Linked DNA regions of Mus musculus: region 1 is linked to region 2. The links are chromatin loops, found by intact Hi-C in ENCODE. Cell type or tissue: heart. All regions are shown on one strand. Each heading gives the region's core, and the rest is flanking DNA. Links, peaks and the distances in the headings are about the cores only. Region 1 holds the start of Prpf40a (pre-mRNA processing factor 40A). Region 2 holds the start of Fmnl2 (formin-like 2).

What was found. A loop is a pair of places that touch in the nucleus more often than their neighbours do. Peaks named below come from ENCODE experiments on the same cell type or tissue, not always from the same donor. Only the 100,000 strongest peaks of a DNase experiment are listed, where the experiment ranks them.
Region 1: it touches region 2 in a loop (4-fold over the local background); 1 of 42 quality-filtered maps calls a loop at or near these places.

What each region holds. Positions count from the first base shown.
Region 1 is chr2:53,183,868-53,194,307 of GRCm38, reverse strand. It overlaps Prpf40a (pre-mRNA processing factor 40A), which reads left to right and starts at 3,054. Exons shown (of 26, transcript NM_018785.3): 1 at 3,054-3,285; 2 at 4,208-4,339. The coding sequence starts at 3,076. Arl6ip6 (ADP-ribosylation factor-like 6 interacting protein 6) reads right to left here and starts at 2,224. Exons shown (of 4, transcript NM_022989.4): 1 at 1,786-2,224; 2 at 1-24. The coding sequence starts at 2,185. In heart, for the core only: a CTCF peak has its summit at 4,313; DNase peaks (open chromatin) are centred at 2,267 and 2,997; H3K4me3 peaks cover 2,477 bases; H3K27ac peaks cover 1,856 bases.
Region 2 is chr2:52,853,151-52,863,590 of GRCm38, reverse strand. Fmnl2 (formin-like 2) reads right to left here and starts at 5,723. Exons shown (of 27, transcript NM_172409.2): 1 at 5,332-5,723. The coding sequence starts at 5,448. In heart, for the core only: CTCF peaks have their summits at 4,789 and 5,919; DNase peaks (open chromatin) are centred at 3,900, 4,500, 5,000, 5,840 and 1 weaker place; H3K4me3 peaks cover 2,517 bases; H3K27ac peaks cover 1,959 bases.

The DNA.
Region 1 (10,440 bases), core at 2,178-6,177, 330 kb before region 2:
TTTTCAAGTTTTCTGCATGCAATTCTGTAAATACAAAGAGGTTTAGGTAGAAGAGTAGTTAGTGTTCCTTCATGACATGAATATCCAAAGGCATTTTGAAGACACTGTTCAATGTCAAAAGGACCCTAAAGTCAGAGCTAGGTTAAATTTCTGATTTACTACCTTCATGCAAATAGCTCTACAAGAGTCAAGTGCAATAAACACGAGACTAGTGTTTATCTCCTGGATGTGTTGAAGAAAATTTGTACAAAAGAAACTTCAGGGCATAACAGAATTTGACTTCAGTTCCTCACTCCATTCTCCAAAATGCCACTGTCCTCTGCAATGAACGTCTACTCATGGGTATATACCTTTATGTTACAAAAGAAAAATAAACTACGTGAATAACAAATCTATCATGGCTGAAGTGGGAAAAAAAACTGTTGAAGGGCCACCTGCATCCCATTAGGGAATGGGAGGAAATAAAGCAAAACTGAACTGGAGATTTAATTTTAATTAGTAAAGGCAACACAAGAATGAGTGTTGAATCCTTTTAATACAAAATAGTTTTCATGTTTCTATTTCTCAAGAATTGGCAAAGTCAGCACTAACTGAATTAAAATCTCTTTCTACTACAATAAATACTAAATCATACAACAAATTCAAATGGGGGAAGAGGGTCTTTCTGAGCATTGCTATTTGGACAATATGTCAATTTCTGACACAGTAGAATAGGCTTGTCCTGAAATAACTCTACCTGATTACAAGGGAAAAATAGAAAAACCATTTTTGCCTATAAAAGTAGAAACTTAGCCAAGCCGTGGTGATGTGTCTTTAATCCCAGCACTTGGGAGGCAGAAGCAGGCGGGTTTCTGAACTCAGAAATCAAGGCCATGGCAAATACAGTAGTGGATGCTCACAGTCAGCTATTGGATGGATCACAGGGCTCCCAATGGAGGAGCTAGAGAAAGTACCCAAGGAGCTAATGGGAACTGCAACCCTATAGGTGGAACAGCAATATGAACTAACCAGCACCCCGGAGTTCTTGACTCTAGCTGCATATGTATCAAAAGATGGCCTAGTCGGCCATCATTGGCAAGAGAGGCCCCTTAGTCTTGTAAACTTTATATACCCCAGTACAGGGGAATGCCAGGGCCAAGTAGTGGGAGTGGGTGGGTAGGGGGGCAGGGCGAGAGGGCGGGGGGGGGGGGAGTATAGGGGGCTTTCAGGATAGCATTTAAAATGTAAATGAAGAAAATATCTAATAAAAATTTTTAAAAAAGAATATTAAAAAAAAAAAAGAAAGAAAGAAAGCCAGCCAGTTTGGTCTACAAAGTGAGTTCCAGGACAGCCAGGTCTATACAGAGAAACCCTGTCTCAAAAAAGAAAAAAAGAAAGAAAGAGAGAGAGAGAGAGAAAAGTAGAAACTTGGGATGGGGTGGGGGTGGGGATCCTTGTCCTAGGTTCAGAGAACAGTGCAAACCCAGCATGTCTCTTAACATCAGCCTTAGGACGTACAGCAGTACTTTCTTACACGTACTTTTTTGATCCTTTTAAAAGTAAGGGGCTCTGCTGTTTCAACTCAAAGTGTTCAATGCCTTTACGGCATTAAAGACTGTAGATTTAGCCAAAGATCTTTTCTAAATGGGTCTCATGACGGAGCAAGGACGTCCATCTAGGGAGAGAAGACAAAAGGGACGATAGCAGTCTCGAGGGAACGCTTTGGGAGGAGAGTGTGAATGGGGGCGTGTGATGTACTGGCTGCACTTTACGCTGGACAGCCTTTCAAGGCCTGGGCTTCAATACCTTTAACGATCATGTAGGCGATGGCGAGAAGGAAAGCAAGGAGGACGGCGAACAGCAGCGAACAGAGAATGGAAAGGGCTTGGATGGGCCACCGCCGAGCCTGGGTTCGCTTGGCCGCAGTGGCCGGGAAGATGCCGTTGCGCTTATCCGGCAGGACCGGAGACCCGTCCCCGACCCGGGGGAGTAGCGGGGCCCTCTTGGTCTCCGACGACGCCCTGGCTGAGAACTCTGCCCGCAAGTCGCGGGCCACTTGGTCGCATCCCTCGTCTTCGTCGCCTTCGCCCTCACCCCAGCTGTCCCCCTGAGTGTAGTCGGAATACCCGGGCCGAGTCGCAGGGCCTGGGGTAACCTGACGGCGCCTCCGCGCGCCCGCAAACCTCCAACTCTCCACGAACGACATGGCGGGAAAGACTGAGAGTCCCGCGAAGGTCGGCTGTCCACCACCGCCACGCCCCGCCCCGGCTACAGCCAATCAGAGACGGCCGTCGGCGGACCCAACCACCGCGCGCAGAACCGTAGGGGAGTGCAAGAGCGGGTTACCCGGGGACTCCGCTTCCGGAGGCGCCGTGGGAGCGCGCGCCCATGGCCCGCCGCGACAACACTCTCATTTATTCCACCCTTTCGGGTCCTGTGGGCACGCACCTCTCGAGCCCCATGACCGCAGTTCCGCGCCTTCCTAACCGCCAGTCGCTTCCTCCCTCGGGCGAGAGATCTCTGTCTTTACCGCTCCCCGCCAGATACAGTTCGCGCCTCCGCCCTTCACTATGCCGGGCGCGCGCGCAGCTCTCGAGTTTCTCCCCCCCACCCCCAAAGGCACGACCCCCTCCCCAGGGCAACCGCGCGCGCGCGCACTAGGCCGCTAACGCCGGGTGCCGCTTCCCCCGCCCCACCCCCACCCCACCCCTGGTGGCCTCAGGTTTGTGGGGCGAACGTAACTAGGGCGAGGGGCTGGACGCCACTGCCCCACCCCCCGACGGGGTGCGGTGGCCCGAACCCGGGAATCTGGGTCCCCGCCGTGTCCCCTTTCCTGGGGGAAGTTGGTAGAGTTTCCCCGGCAGAGCACTCGACGCAGAAACTTCCTCCGTCCCCCCTCCCCCCCCCTCCATGCAGGCGACGCCGAGCGAGGCAGGGGGCGAATCGCCGCAGAGCTGCCTGTCGGTCTCGCGCTCTGATTGGACAGTAGGGAAGCCTGTCAGTTTATTGGCCCCGCTGATCCCGCCCCGCAGCTCAGGGCAGCCTTTACCCTTTGGCCCCGGCGGGCGCCAGCCACTCAGATCGCTTCTTGTTGGTATGTGCAGCGGCAGTGGCCGCCGACGGAGCAGTCTGAGCCCGACGATGAGGCCGGGGACTGGAGCCGAGCGTGGAGGCCTCATGGTGAGTGAAATGGAGAGCCAACCTCCCTCGCGGGGTCCCGGGGACGGGGAGCGGAGATTGTCCGGCTCAAACCTGTGCTCCAGTTCTTGGGTCTCTGCTGACGGCTTCCTGAGGAGACGGCCCTCGGTAAGGGATCGGCGGGGTAGGGGAAAGCGGCACAATGAAAAACCGAGTCAGAGAAACAGGAAGCTCTCTCCAAACGGAGAAGAGCATATCAGGAAGAGAGCTGCAGATGGTGGGCTACGTCCCAAGGGGGAGAGATGGAGGGCGGGAACACACAAAGAAATAGGTGGGACCTTGGACTTGCCAGTGGTCTTGGCCTAGGTAGATAGATGCCTTAGGAAGAAGGAAGGTGCTGGGCCCCGGGCGGACTGTGCATCTGAGAGCCCCAGGCTTGACTTACAGTAGGGACACTTAAGTCTGTGGGACTTAAGGAGCGGCTGCTGCGGTCTTATTTCTCCGGGAGTGGTGGTGATTTGCAGGGCTTGGGGGATTCGGTTGGGAGAATTGGCTGCGGATACTTAGTTTCAAGCCAGGAACAATGGAAGTATTATATTTTAAGCTCCCTAAAACGGCATGAATTTGTTAGTGTCTGGGACAGTTTAACTCTATTAAAACATTTGTGAAGTACTCTTGGGTACCCGCACTCTGTTTTAGGTCTTGTCCATATGAATGTAATTTTAAGTAGTATAAGCTGGTTATGTGTATAAAGGTGACGGAAGTTGTGTTCATCGTAATAATTTTTTAAGTTGGAATTCAATACATAGTCACCAAGTCTGACCAGTCATTTAACAGTTTGTTAAGTCATTGGAGAGGGGTTGTAATCCGCTAATGGGTTTAACTTTTCCATTATTTTGTAAATTTTCAGGCCCCATCTAATAATCACTGTAGTGTAATTAAGATTAACTTCAGTATATGCTAATACTGTAATTTAATCACAGTGATTTAATATTGTGCCTTAATTGATGGGTTTTAGTTGTTGTTTTTGAAATGACATTTTAAAGAAGCATTTAACTGTCTCTCACTCTCCCTTTTTATTATTTTTCAGATGGGGCATCCTGGCATGCATTATGCACCAATGGGCATGCACCCTATGGGTCAGAGAGCAAACATGCCTCCTGTACCTCATGGAATGATGCCACAGATGATGCCCCCTATGGGAGGGCCTCCAATGGGACAAGTAAGAAGACGCTTTCCCTTTGGCTTGCTTAGTTTTGTTTGAGTGTGTCGAGATGTATTTAAGATGTAAGTCAGTGGTGTACTTGCAGCCCTTTAAAGGTTAGTTTATATCCACGTAATGTCTTCAAACAAGACAAAACATTACATTGCTCATGTCTGTAACCAAATTTTGAATGTAGTAAGACTGTATGAGAAAAAATTAACTGACTTCCTCAACAAAATTAAGCTTTAAAAAAAATAAGCCGGCTGTGGTGGCGCACGCCTTTGATCCCAGCACTTGGGAGGCAGTGGCAGTTAGATCTCTGAGTTCAAGGCCAGCCTGGATCTATAGACTGAGTTCCAAGACAGAGAAACCCTATCTGGAAAACCAAGCAAATAATTTAAAGTGAGAGTATACATCTAATCTATTTAACTTAGTGACTTTATTTCAGGCATTATAATTATTAATGGTCTAGGAGTAAATATATATCAGAAGATAATCGTGGTGAATGTGTAAAGCCTAGCATCAGAAAAATAGTAGTTACTTGGGGTTTTCATGTAGAATGAATTTTATTCTTGGAGTATCTTCCTCTTGTTTGGGGTGCGGAGGGATTTTCTGCTCTATTACTAATTCTTTCCTGGACAGTGCCAAATAGGTAGCTCATTTTCTACTTAATTTTTGAATGATAATTGCTTCTATACTCCTACTTGTGCGTTGCCCCTTGAATCTCTAGCACAAATCGTAAATGGACGTTTTTTCGTAGGAGTGATTGGATTAAAAGGTTTTAAGATGACTCAGGAACACGGGTAGAATTTCTAGAGAAGTGGTCAAGAAAGACAAGAGCTTGAGGTGCATCAACAGTTCTGTCCTATGCTAGGTTCTATATAATACACTGATTCTTAGGTGGGCTGGGTTATTCCAGTTGAATATCTTGATAAGTCATGAAATTTTTGATTAGCAGAATATTTTAGAAAGCCAGTTGTATATTTTCTTTTGCTAATGAGTACTATTGAGTTTGACGATGGTTTGAGCAATGAAGGCTAAAGTTACTGGTGAAATTACAGGGGGAAACAGGAACTTGTGTTTTTTTGTTTGTTTGCTTTTTTTATTTTAAAGAGTAGAATGGCTCAGTGTTAAGTGGTTTTCTTTTATATTTGGAATATAGCCCTTAATTTTGGATAAGAAAATTGTATTCAAAGGCACCAAACTGAAAAGATTCTGCCTGCAGGAGTTCCTTATAGAAAAGATTCTTTTGCTCTGTTACTCTCGAATAATAATACTTTAAAACTCCCTAGGATATGCAGAGACAACTCTTGATTCTTTTTCTGTATCTTTCCATCTCTAAGCAGCACAAAACCCTTCTTGTTTTCTTGGTAGAGCTGCTCTAACTAGATAATGAGCTTTAAAAAATATTTATTCTCTAATGCTCTGGTTCTTATTTAAAATTAGTTTCTTTCCACAGAAAGATAAAATAAAACAATTTGCTACTGCCAGACGCTTCTCTCTTTTCTGGGGCCTTCTGTGTCCATTGGGCCAGGCAAGGTAAGTTTGCAAGGGGTTGGCCTGCTTACCCTTGCTGTCCCGGTGCTGTTGCACTAGCAGTCCTGAGATGCCAGCTACTCATTTTTAGTACAGTGCAGATTTTACTTTATTTTTTTAAGTAATTGGCATACACTGGTCACAGTTTGTTTTGTGGCCCCTTCTCTTTAGCTGTGCCAGTGACCATATTCCTAATTAGTTTACTTTATACTTACACACTTCAGATATTTTGACTTTTGCTTCATGGTTTTCTACTATTATTAATTTTTTTTTTAGTCTAATATGTTCTGTGCACCTGACTGTTTAAATGTTTAGCATTCTTCCTCTGTGAGGATAATGAATACTTTGGGAGACCAGATCTGAAAGTCTCAAGAAAATTGCTGTTATTTTCTCAAAATTAGGTCATTATCTAGTGCCCACTTCCTACCTAAGAGTATGGGTCCTAGCTTATGGTAAAGCTAAGCTGAATCCTTAAGGGCTCCAGGATTCTTTCTCAAAGCTCTGTGTACCTTTTCTTAATGATGAACTGATTGTTTTCCTGCATCATTTCTTCTCTTTGCATATGCTCTGGATTATTAATAGTAATTATAATGAGAAGATAATTGAGAAGAAGCAGGGTACCTGTATAGTTTTGCCATCCATCTTTTTTAAAGTTTGTTAAAAACTTTTAGATTTTCGGGACTAAGGGCTTTATAATCTTCAAAAATAGTTGATCTTTTATAACTGCAGAATTCTGTGGCCATTATTTCATCTAACATGGGCTTATAGTACATGAAAAATAAATTACAATTTCCAGACCACAAGCAGACTTTTTGCCTTGTCATAGTCACATTTAACACGTGAAACAACTATATAGTTACTTATAGAGATAGCATGTACATTGTGTTAGGTAGCATCCAGAGATGATTTAAATTATACAAGATGTCCATATATGCACATATTATGGCTTTTTTTTTTAATGCAAGGGAAAAAAAGGTGTGAATTTTGGTATGTACCAGGATCCTGGAACAGCTCAGCCTCCTGTTATCTGCTGCACTGCCCACATTTAAGTTACTTGGCTTAGACCAGCCAAAGATAAAGAAAATGCTAGATTATTGTGGTCTTTGAAATGTTACTGAATATGACAAGACATTGTATAGCTTCTTTATAAAACAGTATGCAAACTAGACAGTAATGATCTAGGGTTAAAAAAGGGTTTGCAAAGTTAAAATGCAGCCAGTTACTTCAAGAAGTGATATGTTCGCGATTTTCTACCCTTAATGTATAAGATAAACTAGAGTGCCATTTTCTCCAGTTCAGGCTGAATCGATTAGCAAATACCTAGAAATAACAAGCATAACTTAACCATAATTGCTTTCAGGCTTATCTCAATTACCTATCATATAGGTTAAATTATTGCCTCCTGATGCACATATCTTTGGGGAAAATTATGCTTGTCAGTTACACAATTAAAAGAATATACTACTGAAAAGGACCGTACAAATAAATCAGATAAATGAGCTTTAAATAGTATGTGAGAGAAGGAACTGTTTTTGGAGGGGTCTTTTTTTATTCTTAAATATTTACTGAAAAAATTTTTTTGCATAGTAACAATATTCAAAACATTCCAGTAGAAATTTCTGTTAAAATATGATTGTGTATAAAGCTGTCTTTCTCCATATCCATTCAGAATAAAACATGTTTTGTCTTTAAAGTATTTTCTTTTCCATTTTCCTTTTCTTTTTGTATGTGCTTTTAAATCACCAAGAACATAAAATTTTTTGTACTTTTAATCAGCTGGCTTTGCTTTTGCCCAACAGAGTGCCCCTAGCTGGCTCTGTTCTTGATTGTAACTCTCCTCTGATTTATAGAAAGAATGAGATGAGGTCTTGAGCTCCTTTCCAGAGTTAATTAACACTTCATGGTTCAATTTTCTGACTTTATCAAACTTTCATGGATTGATTTGGAAGTCAAAATCTTCCTAAGTAATTTCCTGTTTTGGGGGTAATTTTTTTTGATATTACATTAGTGAGTAGTTACATCTTAGAAATGAATTTGGCTTTCTTAACTTTATTACTGAGAAGACAAACTCACAAATCTGTAGCACCCAGGTTGTCCTATCCCGTGCCTTGGAGACTCAAACTGTTTTTGATCTGGTTTTCTTGCTTCAAGGCTAATTCTATCACCTATCAAAAAATAGAAAGTAAATTGTATTTCTTTGCTTAAGAATTCCCAGTATTGTATATCTGTGACCTAGTGTCTAAATTCCACAGCTTTAAGTTTGAAAGATCTTCTGTAATACACATCAAAGCAACATTCAATGATGCATGTTTTTATACTCCCTAATACAAGTTCGTACTAATCTTTTCATGGTGCCTTAAATGGTTATATTAGCTCTTGACTTTAAGCTTCTCTGCTGTCCTTGCCTTCTTGCTTTCAAGATCGCTATCACCGTGACATCTTTGCTTGCTTAAATTATTTTCTCGAACAGTTTGAACACTCTTTACCTCCTTTCTAAATTATTTAACACATTGATATGTTTGGAATTTTTACTGTTTTATTTTGGCACTTAGTGACATTTTCCTCTTTTATTTTTCCCTTAATGTTTTCTGATTTGCTATTTTCCTAACAAGTAATAGATTATAAGGTCTTAGCAAGAACTGAATTGTTCTTGTTAAGAATTGTCAGTGCTGAGCACAGTTCTTGGTGCATTCTGGGTGCTCAGTAATACTTGTTGAATGAATGAAATGAGTAAGTAGATACTATTTCCTACAATGGACACTAGAAAGTAACTGATACATGTGTGTCTAGAGGTTACTTGTGACTTTACATTGTCCCTGCTTTTAGTATGGGAATCGTATGGTTTTCTCATTTAGCAAAAATAGATAAAATGAAATAAATGAGGTTTTTTGGGGTCTTGTTTTGTTTTGGTTAAGAAATCTAAGCCAGGCAGTGGTGGTACACACCTTTAATCCCAGCACCTGGGAGGCAGAGGCAGGCAGATTTCTGAGTTCAAGGCCAGCCTGGTTTACAGAGTGAGTTCCAGGACAGCCAGGGCTACACAGAAAAACCCTGTCTCGGGAAAAAAAAAAGAGAGAGAGGGAGGGAGAAAGGAAGGAAGGAAGAAAAGAAAGGAAAAGAGAGAGGGAGGAAGGAAGGAAGGAGGGAGGGAAGGGAGGAACGAAGGAAGAAATCTAAATGCTTCCACTTACTGATATGCACGTGTATTTCTAGCTGTGTCATGTCATTGAGAATGAAATCTTGCCATTTATGTCTTTATAACATAAAAGGCTTTGCAGAGATAGTCAATCCATTGGTATTTAAATTTATCTCGTGCTCGCTTTGGCAGCACATATACTAAAATTAAATTTAATCTCATTAATGAGATGCTTTATTTTATTTTTAATATTAGCCGGTCATTAAAAGGCACATAATAATTTTTAGGTTATCTACTTGAAATCCCCAAATCTAGGTAGTTTCTTTGCATTTACTTCTCAAGCAGATACTTTTCTTTATAAAGAACATTATCCTGGGGCAGATGTTTTCACTTTTATACTGTGGTTCGATTTTGACTGTTTTGCTCATAAGACGACAAATGGGCTCATTTCGGTTACTATTTAGATGGTAACTCGTTTAAATATAAACTCATTCAAAACTTGAAATGCAGCAATATTTTTAAGTACTTAATGTTGGAATGATCCAAGAAGACTTTCCTCTTTTGATAGAATGGACTTTATCTCTCTCTTTGAGATGATTGTGAGTCTCACATGAAAGTTGTAAAAGTGTTGCTAGATATTTTTCCGTCTTGCCCACCACCTTGCAAGGAACATTTCAGTCATGCATACTACCAACACTTAGTGAACTTTCTAATACAGATGTGTACTAGGAGACCTTCACCCCACTTTTTCCAGTGTTTACCTAGAAAAATGGACCTGTTTTGAAGGTTTGTAAGTAAGAATGGGTAGATTATGTTCTCTTGTTGAAGTTGTTCCTAGTTTTTCATTTGGTTATCTTATATCTTCATATTTTGTTAGACATCTATGTCTCTTATTAATGTTCTTAGTATAAATATGGCATGTGTGTCTTGATCTTAAAAGAGCATGTGTGAATTGATTGGCATTACTGAGTGTCTTAATTAGGGTTTTACTGCTGTGAACAGATACCATGACCACGGCAACTCTTAATAAAAAAATTTAATTGGGGCTGGCTTACAGGTTCAGAGGTTCAGTCTATTACTATCAAGGTGGGAGCATGGCAGCATCCAGGCAGGCATGGTGCAGGAGGAACTGAGAGTTCTATGTCTTCATCCAAAGGCTGCTAGTGGAACACTGAATTCCAGGCAACTAGGGTGAGGGTCTTAAAGCCCACACCCACAGTGACACACCTACTCCAACCATGTCACACCTATTCCAACAAGGCCACACCTCCAAATGGTGCCACTCCCTGGTCCAAGAATATACAAACCATGACACTGAGAGTGTCAGAATATTCCTGGACACTTAGAAATGTTGTGGACATGAGTCTTGTCAATTTACCATGTGTTTTCTTTCATTTACTTTAAGGTGTGGTCAGTTGTAATTAGCAGTTAATAAAGATAATACATT
Region 2 (10,440 bases), core at 2,992-6,991:
TGTCTGAGTATCTTTCTCATGACACTGTCTACACAACCTCAATAAGGAAGCCACTCTCAATTTTTTTTTTTTTTGACAACTCTAAACCTTGGAACATTTCCCCATATTCTCACCTGAATCCTGGTCACTGATGCAGAGAAATTTACTCTTCAGACCCTACAGTGGTTTTTTTTGTTGTTGTTGTTTGGTTTGGTTTGGTTTTGTTCTTTGTTTTTGACACAGGGTCTCAGGCTGTCCTCAAATGGGACACACAATGTGCTGTGTTCTACTTCTTCAAAGTGCTGTAACTTCCCTCGACTATTTTAAATTCTGTGCCAAACTTAATTCCTATCCACAAATGGGGAGAAGCAGGGACTATGCCCAAGCTGGTGGAAGGAATAACTCCAGAAAGTAGTACTCCTGTTTCCTAGGACAGCGCTTTTTGCTAGATAATGGGTTGCTGCAAAACAAATTCTTCTCCCTTGAGGATTTAAGGGCACCCACACAGTTTACATCCCTGAAAGTCTGTCAGAGGCTCCAAACATTTCCACTCAGAATACCCTTTGGTCAACTGCTATCTCACACATCCATTACTGAAAAGGCTCACATGGTCATACCAATGGTAGGAGTCACTCCAAACAACCATGTCCGTTGTAGGGAGAAGGGGCACAGCTCCAGGGAGTTACTGCCCAGGGAGAAACTGTAATGTTTCAAACTGGCAGCATTCTGCTCCTTCCACACTCTCTTTCCCTCACGGGGAAAAGGATGTGAGGAAACAAGCAGGAGTGAGGCATGGCCACGACACTCCCATCCACGCCCACCCATCTGCTCCATAGACCTCACCAGCATCTTAAAGTGGGAAACCAACTAAACTGTAGCAACCTGACCTTGTCCATCCCCTTCGCAGAAGTGCGCGCATGCATCCAAGTGACAGTTGGCTCTCCCCTGCGTTTTCCAAGCACGATGGAAGAAAACCAGAGGGATACAGTGTTGGTCCAATTAAGGTTTTATCTCCATGCCTGGACATTCAAAAAGGGGAGCAGATGCCAGGCACCTAAAGGGCGGCCTCAGATGCACCTCACCATGGTCACTGATCAAGACCTACTGCCAACTGGCTACAGGGTGAAACTGGCACTTAGCAGGTTCTAGGTTTGTTCTGGCTTTTGTTTTTGTGCTCACTGCTATTCCCAGGCCCTTTTCTCCCCCAGCTGCTGATCTGAGAAATCCTAATGGAAAAAGGAAGGCATCCAAAATCCCAGGTGGGCGACTTCATAACCACAACCTCCAGCAATCCAGGCGATCAGTATTTACACAGCTCTAGTGCTGTGGATGGCCAGACTGCAAGGCACAGTGTGTCAGCCTGAGGAATGTTTGGGTACAGGAGGGACTCAAGAGTGCTCCCAACTCCTTCCTGAGCTAAGTGACTCAACCCACTCACTCTCAGGAGGGAGAAAAAGGAAAGGAAACTGACTCAAATGAACCTGAAACTAAAGCAGTCCCCAGTTTCAACTGCGAGATTCCCCTAAACCATGACTGCATCCTCTTTCATGGGCTATCTGCTCACAGAGCTGTGAGATACTATAGAAATTCAAGCATCTACTCAAGTCACCCTTTTCCCTGAAGTTCAAAGAATCCTTAAGACAGCGACAAGTGCATCGACAAAGGTGCCAGATGACGTACATTCTACATTTGTAAGCAGTGACTGACAGTTGAAAGCAAACAATATTACGGGGTGCCTAATGGAAACGTGGTGCTCTTGGACTGAAGACCACCACTACACACAACACCCACTAAGAGCTGCTTTCACATTGTCATATTTGAATATGAAGGATAAAGGGCTTGCTTGTGTGTGACCCCCAAGGACTAGATAATGCTGAATAAATACAGCAGAAAGTCACATTGACATGTAATCATAAGTGTGTGAGGCTAAGTAAGACAGTCTGATGTTACCTATAAATATATACAAGCACACCAAAGACTGAAGTAGGTAAGACACACTTGCACTGAAGATACATTCCATCTAATGTCCACCAGAAAGGTAGATATAGAGATACAACAATTCACATAAACATTGATTGAGTCAGTCCTTTTCTTTAAACATAACTTTGCAACTACTGTGATGGCAATCCTGAATAAAAGCCCAGAGAGGGAGACACTTTCTTTACAAGAATTAAATTCTTAAAATGTGGATCCAGACTTCAATATTAGTTATTTATGAAAAGTTTTGAAATGTACGCCTTCTGATCTTAATTCAGTGGTTGGTCTGTGCTCTCTCCTCTCTTTTCCCCATTCAGATACAATAGTTTCTTAGATGTATACAACTTGTCCCATCTAAGCTGCTGGGTAAAGGGTGTGGCCACTGGGTAGATTTATATCCTCTGTGAAATAAGATGGTCTCCTGTCACTTTAATTTTTATTTACTCTACACCAAAGGTTTTAAGTATTCTGGAGCTGGAGGTTGAGAGGAATTGTTTTCCTAGCCTGAAACAGCTCGTTAATTATTTATGTAAGTCATACTTACAATGAGGCGTTTGTACACTTTTCTGCACAGTATAAATCTAGTTTTCCTCCTAAAATCCCTTGTGGCCTTTATTACATAAGAAAACGAACTAGATCTGGCGTGGTGGCACACACATCTGTCTATAAGCTCAGCACTCAGGAGGCTAAGGTAGCAAGTTTGAGGCCAGCTTGGGCACAGAGCAAGGCAGAGGTGGAAAGGGACCTCACAGTAGTAATGTCAACCTGGTTATCATTCCTCGAGAATGGAAAAAAAAAAATCAAACACACACACACACAGAGGCTCGCGTGTGTGTGTGTGTGTGTGTGTGTGTGTGTGTGTGTCCATCCATGTGTATAAGGCTATCTAACAAAATCTCCCTCCTAAATCTTGTCCTTCAAGCCTTATCTCCAAAATTACATATTCCTGATGCCTCCAGCAACTCCTGAAAACGAAAGAAAACCAACGTAGTAAACTCTGAGTAAACAGCCCGAGGGGGAAGGCACAGGCGGAATCAGCAGGGCGACTAACTAGCTAGCTGGGAGGGTTTCCTTTAAATTGTTTCAGGCAATAACAGCAAGTAGAGCTCAGATGAGAACCTAAACAGCAACAGTGAATCCCTATCTGCAAGGATGCCAAAAGCCTTGGAACTACTCAAAAAAGGTCAGCATATGTTGTGCTTTTGTTTCTTGTTTGAGAAACTCAGTATTCTCTTAAACAGCTTGCAAAACAATTGCTTCCAGCTAACAGCGGGCCACTCCATGGAGTGAAAGTAGCCACAGCAAACATCGGACACCCCCAAGGAGCCCAGGATTTACAATCATAAAAGCCTACAGACTCACTTTGTGACCCGCTAGACTCAATGGGAGCACAAATCCACCATTTTAATGAAGGGGCATTATTTTCCTAAAGATTAATTCATACCATGTGTTATTAATCAGCAGAGTAACTGAAAGCTCATGCAAAAAATGCTCTCCCAGTTGAGTAGAACTTAATTGCATTATTGTTATTAGCATGGCTGCGGCAACCTCCTTGTGCCACTGGCTGCCCAACCCCCCTCTCTCTCTCTCTCTCTCTCTCTCTCTCTCTCTCTCTCTCTCTCACACACACACACACACACACACACACACACACACACACAGACAGGCCGACAGACAGACAGATAACACCACACCACACGATGAAGGGTAAAAACAGAAAACCCAGAGCCAGAAAGTTGCAGCTATGTCTGTCAGGAACAGGTTTTTTTTGGTGTGTTTTGTTTGTTTGTCTGTTGTTTTGTTTTTGTTTTCAAGAAACACCGTTTGTCTCTGGAAAGACGGGTCAAGTGTGCACCAGACTGCCTTGAGAAGTAATTAAGCTTGGGCTGTTTCATTTCACAGCGTCCCATCTTGCATAACGTGGGAGCAGCTGTGGGAGATCACAGGCCATGCAAAGCAAAATAGGCAGCCACATCTTTTCCCCCCATGTTCACAGCAACTTCCAGGGGGCCTAAAAGGGCTGCAAAGAGCTGCAGCCTCCGTGCTCCCTGATCACACAGAGCCGACCTGCCATCCAGACAGAGCACGGTCCCAGTACCAAAGCAACCTCCTTTCAAGGGATGAAGAAAGGCAGCTTCAATGTCCCACTCAACATTCAAATCTCAGAAAACCAACTTTTGATCCAGGGCTTGAGACCTCTCCCAAAGTTCTTAAGTTACATGCCAAAATTCTCTCAGGTAGACACAGGAGTTGGCAGCTCCATCACAAGTTCCTCTGGCTCTGGCTGCCTTGTCTTGCATGGATTTAGAAAAAGGGGGAAGCAGAGTGTCAAGTCTCAGACCAGGAGTCCGCCCACCCCACCCCCCAGCCTCATTTCCTTCCCATCATCCCCTTAAGAGAAGGTGGAATCTTAAAACTTGAGAAACCAGGAACCAACTGCACTTGGGACGCTCTCTGGGGCAAGGGAAAAGGCGTCACACCCTTTTGAGCTCACAGCAAGGCAGACTCCGGGTGGGAAGAGCCCAGAAACTTAGTCCCAAAAGGAAACGGAGAGAGAGGATTCCAGTCTTTGATTGAGAAGCTGGAACGGGAAGGCTGAGTGATGCGGAATGCGGGAGGGAGCCATGGACTCGACTGAAGGAACTGGGGTCGTCCGTGAAGTCAGGACGGCTCTTAACACGTCCCAGCCAAACTGCACATTTTTGTGGTTTAAGATTTAAGACCAAAGGGAACACACTGAGGTTCTCCCCTGCCCGGGGCGCTTCTCCCCCACCCCCCGCCTTCCCCACCCGCGTCTGGGTTTCAGATGCCTCCCCCTCGCGGAGGGACCACGGCGCCACTCAGCTGCCGGCCTCCTCTTTCTCTTTCTGGGGAGCTGTCCATCTGCCCAGCCGCGAGGTCCACCCTCCAAGTTCGGCCGACCGAGTGCGGGCGCGGCGCCTGCGGCCAGCCACCTGCGCGCGTCTGCAGCAGACCCCGCAAGGCCCAGAGCTGCGCGTCCGGGGGATGCTACGCAGAGGGTCGGGGTCTGCCGGTTGCTTTTCATTCTTTAAACAAAAAGCTTTAGCGGCCCGTCCCTCACTCCTCCCCGGCCAGCCACCTTCCCTTCACACCCACTCTGCACCTCCCGGCACACGCGCTGCGAGGTGCTGCTCCCGCCAGACAATGGGTTCGTGGCCGCCGGGGTAGCCCGGCCCGAGCTCCTCTCCCCATCCGAGGACCCCTGGAGAGCGCAAGGACGGAGGCTGAGAGAAGCGAGGCTGGGAGCCCACAATGGGGAAGGTGTGAGCCTCGCCCTTGGGACCGGAGGAGCCGGGTCATCTGCGCCGCCTGCCCCACGGGGGCCCCGCGCCCGGCCGCAGCGGACTCACTCACCAGCACGATGGCAAAGCGCTCCTCCAGTTCACCTGGCTCGGGCATCGGCAGCTTCAATGGCACGTTGTGCGCCTTGAAATCGGTCTGCTGCGAGTCCATGCTCCCCGCGTTGCCCATGTCGGCTGCGTGCCGGAGCCCCGGCTGGCTCCGGGCCCCTTGCGTCCGCGTCCAAAATGCCCACAGCCCCGGGCGCTTGGCTCCCGCCCTCCGCCGCGTCCCGGTTAGTGCTCAGCGCACGCCGCTTCCTAGCAGAGCTCCGAACCCAGCCGGTCCCCGGCCGTCCTCATGCTCCCCGCCGCCCCGGCGCCGCCCCGGCCTCTCTGCCTCGCGAGGGGTCTGCAGGGCGCTGGGCGCCGATCCGCATGGTGCTCCCGCCGCCCCCGCCGGCACCCGCGGCCGCTTGCGCGCTCCTGCTCGTCCGCCTCTCGCCCCGGCCGCAGCGGCGCTGACACCTCAGCCCCGGCCCCACAGCGAGCGGACGTTCGCGCACGGCTGGCCGACACAATGCCCCCTCTCGGCCCCCGCCCCCGGCCCGGCTCCGCCCACCCGCCCCGCGGACTGCCGGGACGCGTAGTTTCGGCCCAAACCGGCCACGCGCAGAAACCGCGCGCGCTCCTGGAGGGCCGCGCTGTAGTTGGGGTGCTTGCAGCAAAAACAAGCTGGACGCCGTGAAAGGTGGCTTTAGTCACTTTTATCTCGACCTCCCTCACTCCGACAGTTTGAAGACCTGCCTCGCCTACGTAAAATCTGACACTTCAGCACGTTTGAAGAATGAGTGAATGACTCCAGTCAATCATGAAACGCGTGATTTAAGTTTCAGAAGAGTATAACCCTGTGAGAGAATCTAGTTGAATAGGAGACCCCCACCCCGGGTATTGGCAATGCCCAACTTCACGAACTACAGGTGGAGACGTGGTACGGGTTCTTCGGCATCTATGTTGCATGGTCTTTGATCTAACTGGATGTTTTATAAGCAAATGTGGGGTTTATAGTATGTGTGAGTTTTTACAAGAATTCAATCCACAATAGACAATTCAAAGAAAATAACTGTCAAAGACCTATGACGGGAGTTACGATTTCATAGGCTGAGACACTCAGCCCTGCAATGCTTTCAAATCTAGTAAGGAAGACAGTTTACACAAATAACTATTTTGCATGAGGGTGGTCGTTGACTGCACCCATCCTGCTTCCAAAGCAGATTTGCCCCAAGTGTTTCACAGAGAATATTAGGCTCAACTCTGTCCCTCTGAACTTAACTAGATGTTATGAGGGCTTGGAAATGCACTGTTATACGTGACTTTAGCCAGCTGCCCTTGCTGTAGATTTCAAGCCCATGTAGAACTTTTGATTAAAGCTACTCATACCATGAGTTCTGCCTGGCACCAGAATTTCCCTGAGCTGAGAGATGGAGCCCAAGAAGCTGTGGTACTCTTTGCAGCTTAGGCTATCGTCTTATTTTGTTTTGTTTATTTTATTTCAGAGGCATTAATTAGTGTTCTTCCTGCATGTGTATCTATATGAGGGCATCAGGATTCCCTAGAACTCGAGCTACAGACAGACGTGATCTGCCTGGGGGTTGGGAATTGAACCCAGGTCCTTTAGAAGAGCAGCCAGTACTCATCTCTCCAACCCTGGGCTATCTTCTTAAGAAAGCAAGTAAATTGCATCCTACCCGGATATATCAAGAGCCCCAACTTTTCCTTAGTAGCTATGAATGCCTGGTCTCATGGCCCTTGCTTAACTTTTCGTGCCCTAATTTCATCATCTAAGAAAGTCATAATGGCATTGACGCCTTTCTTACAGGGTTGGATGAGATTTCAATAGATCTGTACTGTTCAGATAAAGAACTTGGAGTAACAGTCAGTGTGGCTCTGTATCACTGTCATCACCATAATCCTCGACATTTTATTGACCTCAGTACTTTCCATCCATGCCTTCCTACTTATGATGGTTGATACTATGTTTATTTTAATTAAGTAGACTGGACTAAATGATGCCCAGAAAACTGATAAAAAGAAAGAAATAATATTTTGGAGCGTGTGTATTTAATCCAATAGTCTTAGTAAACAAATTCAACTTCATCAGTGCAGAGGGCAGCACCCTTTCTGCTGAGGCCATGAATAGAAGAGAAAGATGGGGGAAGGGTAAGTTTGTTCTCTGCTCTGCTGGGGACATCACCTTTTACTGCTTTCAGGAATTGGTGCTCCTCTTTCTGGATCTTTGAACCTGGACCAAGACTTACATCATTGGCTCCTAGGGCTTTTAATTTTAACTGGAACCCATCACCAGCTTCCCTGGCCTCTAACTTGAGGAGGCAAACCATGTGACTTCTCAGCCTTCAAAGCTCACACGAGGCTATCCTCCAGAACTAATCTCCTTCCGTAGAGATAAAGAGATAGAGAAAGATAAGAGATGGAAAACACCTCAAAGGTAAGTAACTACCATGACTTTTGACACACTAACATATGGAGGAAATCTTCATAAATATATTTAGTATGTCCTGTTAAATAAACTACTTCTTGTTGGAGTGATGTTTTTGTGCATTGTATAAATATTATCCTCGTATTATTCAAATGCTGGTTTCTGTGCCTGCAGAGATCTGACTACAGGCGGGACTTGGGTATTGTCATTGTTATCAAGCATATTCTGCCTGAATATTTTGTAGTCATCATTCTCCCTCACCTTCTAATTGGTCAAATAGAGAGCTGAAGGGCCAATAGTTGGGCTGGAGAGTTAAGGTGGGACTTCCAGGCTGAAAGAGAGGGTCTCTGGAGCCCAGAGGGCCAGCCAGACTGGATGAAGAAGCAGGTGCCAGGACAAGATTACAATGGACAGGTAACAGGCCACATGGTGGAATGGAGACCAGGCCAGTATTGTCAGGTTAGAATCTATTTGCCCAGCTATAGTACCTATATGCATATGTATATATGTATGTATGTATACATATATATGTGTGTATGTATGTATGTTTGTATATATATATGTGTGTGTATATATGTATATATATAGTCTATCCACCACATAGGTTACAGAGATAGAGCCCAAGTTATCCAGCTTAGAGGCCAGCACCCTTACCTCCAGTATATCTCACTTGCTCTCTCTCTCCCCCAACACACACACTTCCTTTTGTTTAGACCTTATTAGTATTATTATTATTTTACGTATATGAGCGTTTTGCCTGCACATAGGTATGTGTACCACATTCAGGCCTGGTGCCCTCGGTGGTAACAGAGAGTGTCAGATCTCCTGGAACTGGAGTTCCAGGCGGTGGTAATCCCTTATGCGGGTGCTGCTAACCAAGCTCAGGAACCTGCAAGAATGACAAGCGTTCTTAACCAGTAAACCAACTCTCCAGCCTCCACTTCTAACATTTTTAAAGAGACTATTTAAAAAAAAAATCAGACTTTAAATTCTCAACAAGTGCAATCTGTATTTCTGAAGTATTGTCTCCAATTAATGGCAAGTGAGCTGTTGACACAAGCGAGGAAATGAGGAACACTTGTGTATCCTACACTAACGAACAGGAGCAGGAAACAGTTCAGGCCAGGTGAGGCAATTCTAACCCACAAAGGGTTGTATTTTATTTGGGATTCCTGGACATAGATCCTGGGTCTGACTGATTCCCAGACTCTGCCCACCCAGAGAGCTGCCCATCTGCATGGGAAGGCTGGAATTTGTTTCTACAGTCGAGAAAGCCTTTTTATTACATTATGACTTCCTCGGGCCATATTTCTGCCAGGACCCAAGACCTTTCCCTTCCCCTCTGTCTTATCACGTCTAGTCTCTTCTCATGAGCTCTTACTCTAAGAGGAGCCAAGGACAAAATGTGCACATCCATGAACCCAAAGTACTTTCTGCTACGTCAAGGTTTGCCATCTCTGGCTTTTGGTTATTTATAGCGAGCACTAAGAGCAATTCCAACCCCCCCATAAGATCATACAATTCCTGTGGAAGTGTCCATCAGTAGCTCAGGAATTTTTGTTTTAAGAATTACATAAAGAAATAGGAGACACTTGCATTTAAGAATTGCATAAAGGAGCCGGGAGGTGGTGGCACATGCCTTTAATCCCAGCACTTGGGAGGCAGAGGCAGGCGGATTTCTGTGTTCGAGGCCAGCCTGGTCTACAGAGTGGGTTCCAGGACAGCCGAGGCTACACAGAGAAACCTTGTGCTGAAAAACAAACAAACAAAAAAAAAAAAAGCATAAAGGAAACGTTCCTATTGGAGTGTGTGTGTGTGTGTGTGTGTGTGTGTGTGTGTGTTTTTGAGTGTGTGTAAGTGTATGCATATGCACATGCAGGTGCCCTCAGAGGCCAGAAGAGGATGCTAGACCCCCTGGAACTGCAGCCACAGGTGGTTGTGAGCCACCTACTGAGGGTCCTCGGAACTAAACGATCCTGTGTGCTTTCAAGATGACTGCGAGTGTGGTACAGTGTTCTACAGAGGTCTACCTGTGTTAGCGGCAGAAAGGAGGGACAAGTCCCAGTGCCAGCGAAGTTACTTCTTTTTTCTGTAAAACAAAGGATCACAGAGAAATACGAAGTAGCAAAGTGCCCATGAATCCTCATGCTCCATGTTGGGCCACATGACCACTCCCAGAAACAGAAAAGGCTGGTGGAGAAAGATGAAGAAACTCAGGCCAGAAACATTCCTCATCTGGAGAGCATCTAAAATTCTAACAGCAAGCCTGGAGAGGGGATTGGTATGAGTGGCTAACAACTCATTTTAGACCCCTCCCCATGTTTGGCATACTTAATAAAAATAGCACAAGTATCTAGTATTGCAAACAGCAGAGAGGTTTAGCATTCCAAATTCTGTACGTGCTGGGAGGGATACTCAGTGGATGCTCGCAACAGCTTTCTCTGAATGAGGTTTAAATGTGAATTGAATGGATATGTTCATTCCTTGAAGAACACTGACTACCAACCAGGGGTGATGGCGTGCACCCGTGATCCCAGTCCTGGGGAGGTAAAGGCAGGAGGATCAAGAGTTCAAGAACATCGTCATTACACAGAGCTGGAAACCAGCTTGGGCTACAAAGTAAAAACCAACACCGATCCAAGAAGATAGGTTCACAAAGTTCAAAGCCCACTGACACACAGACAATAT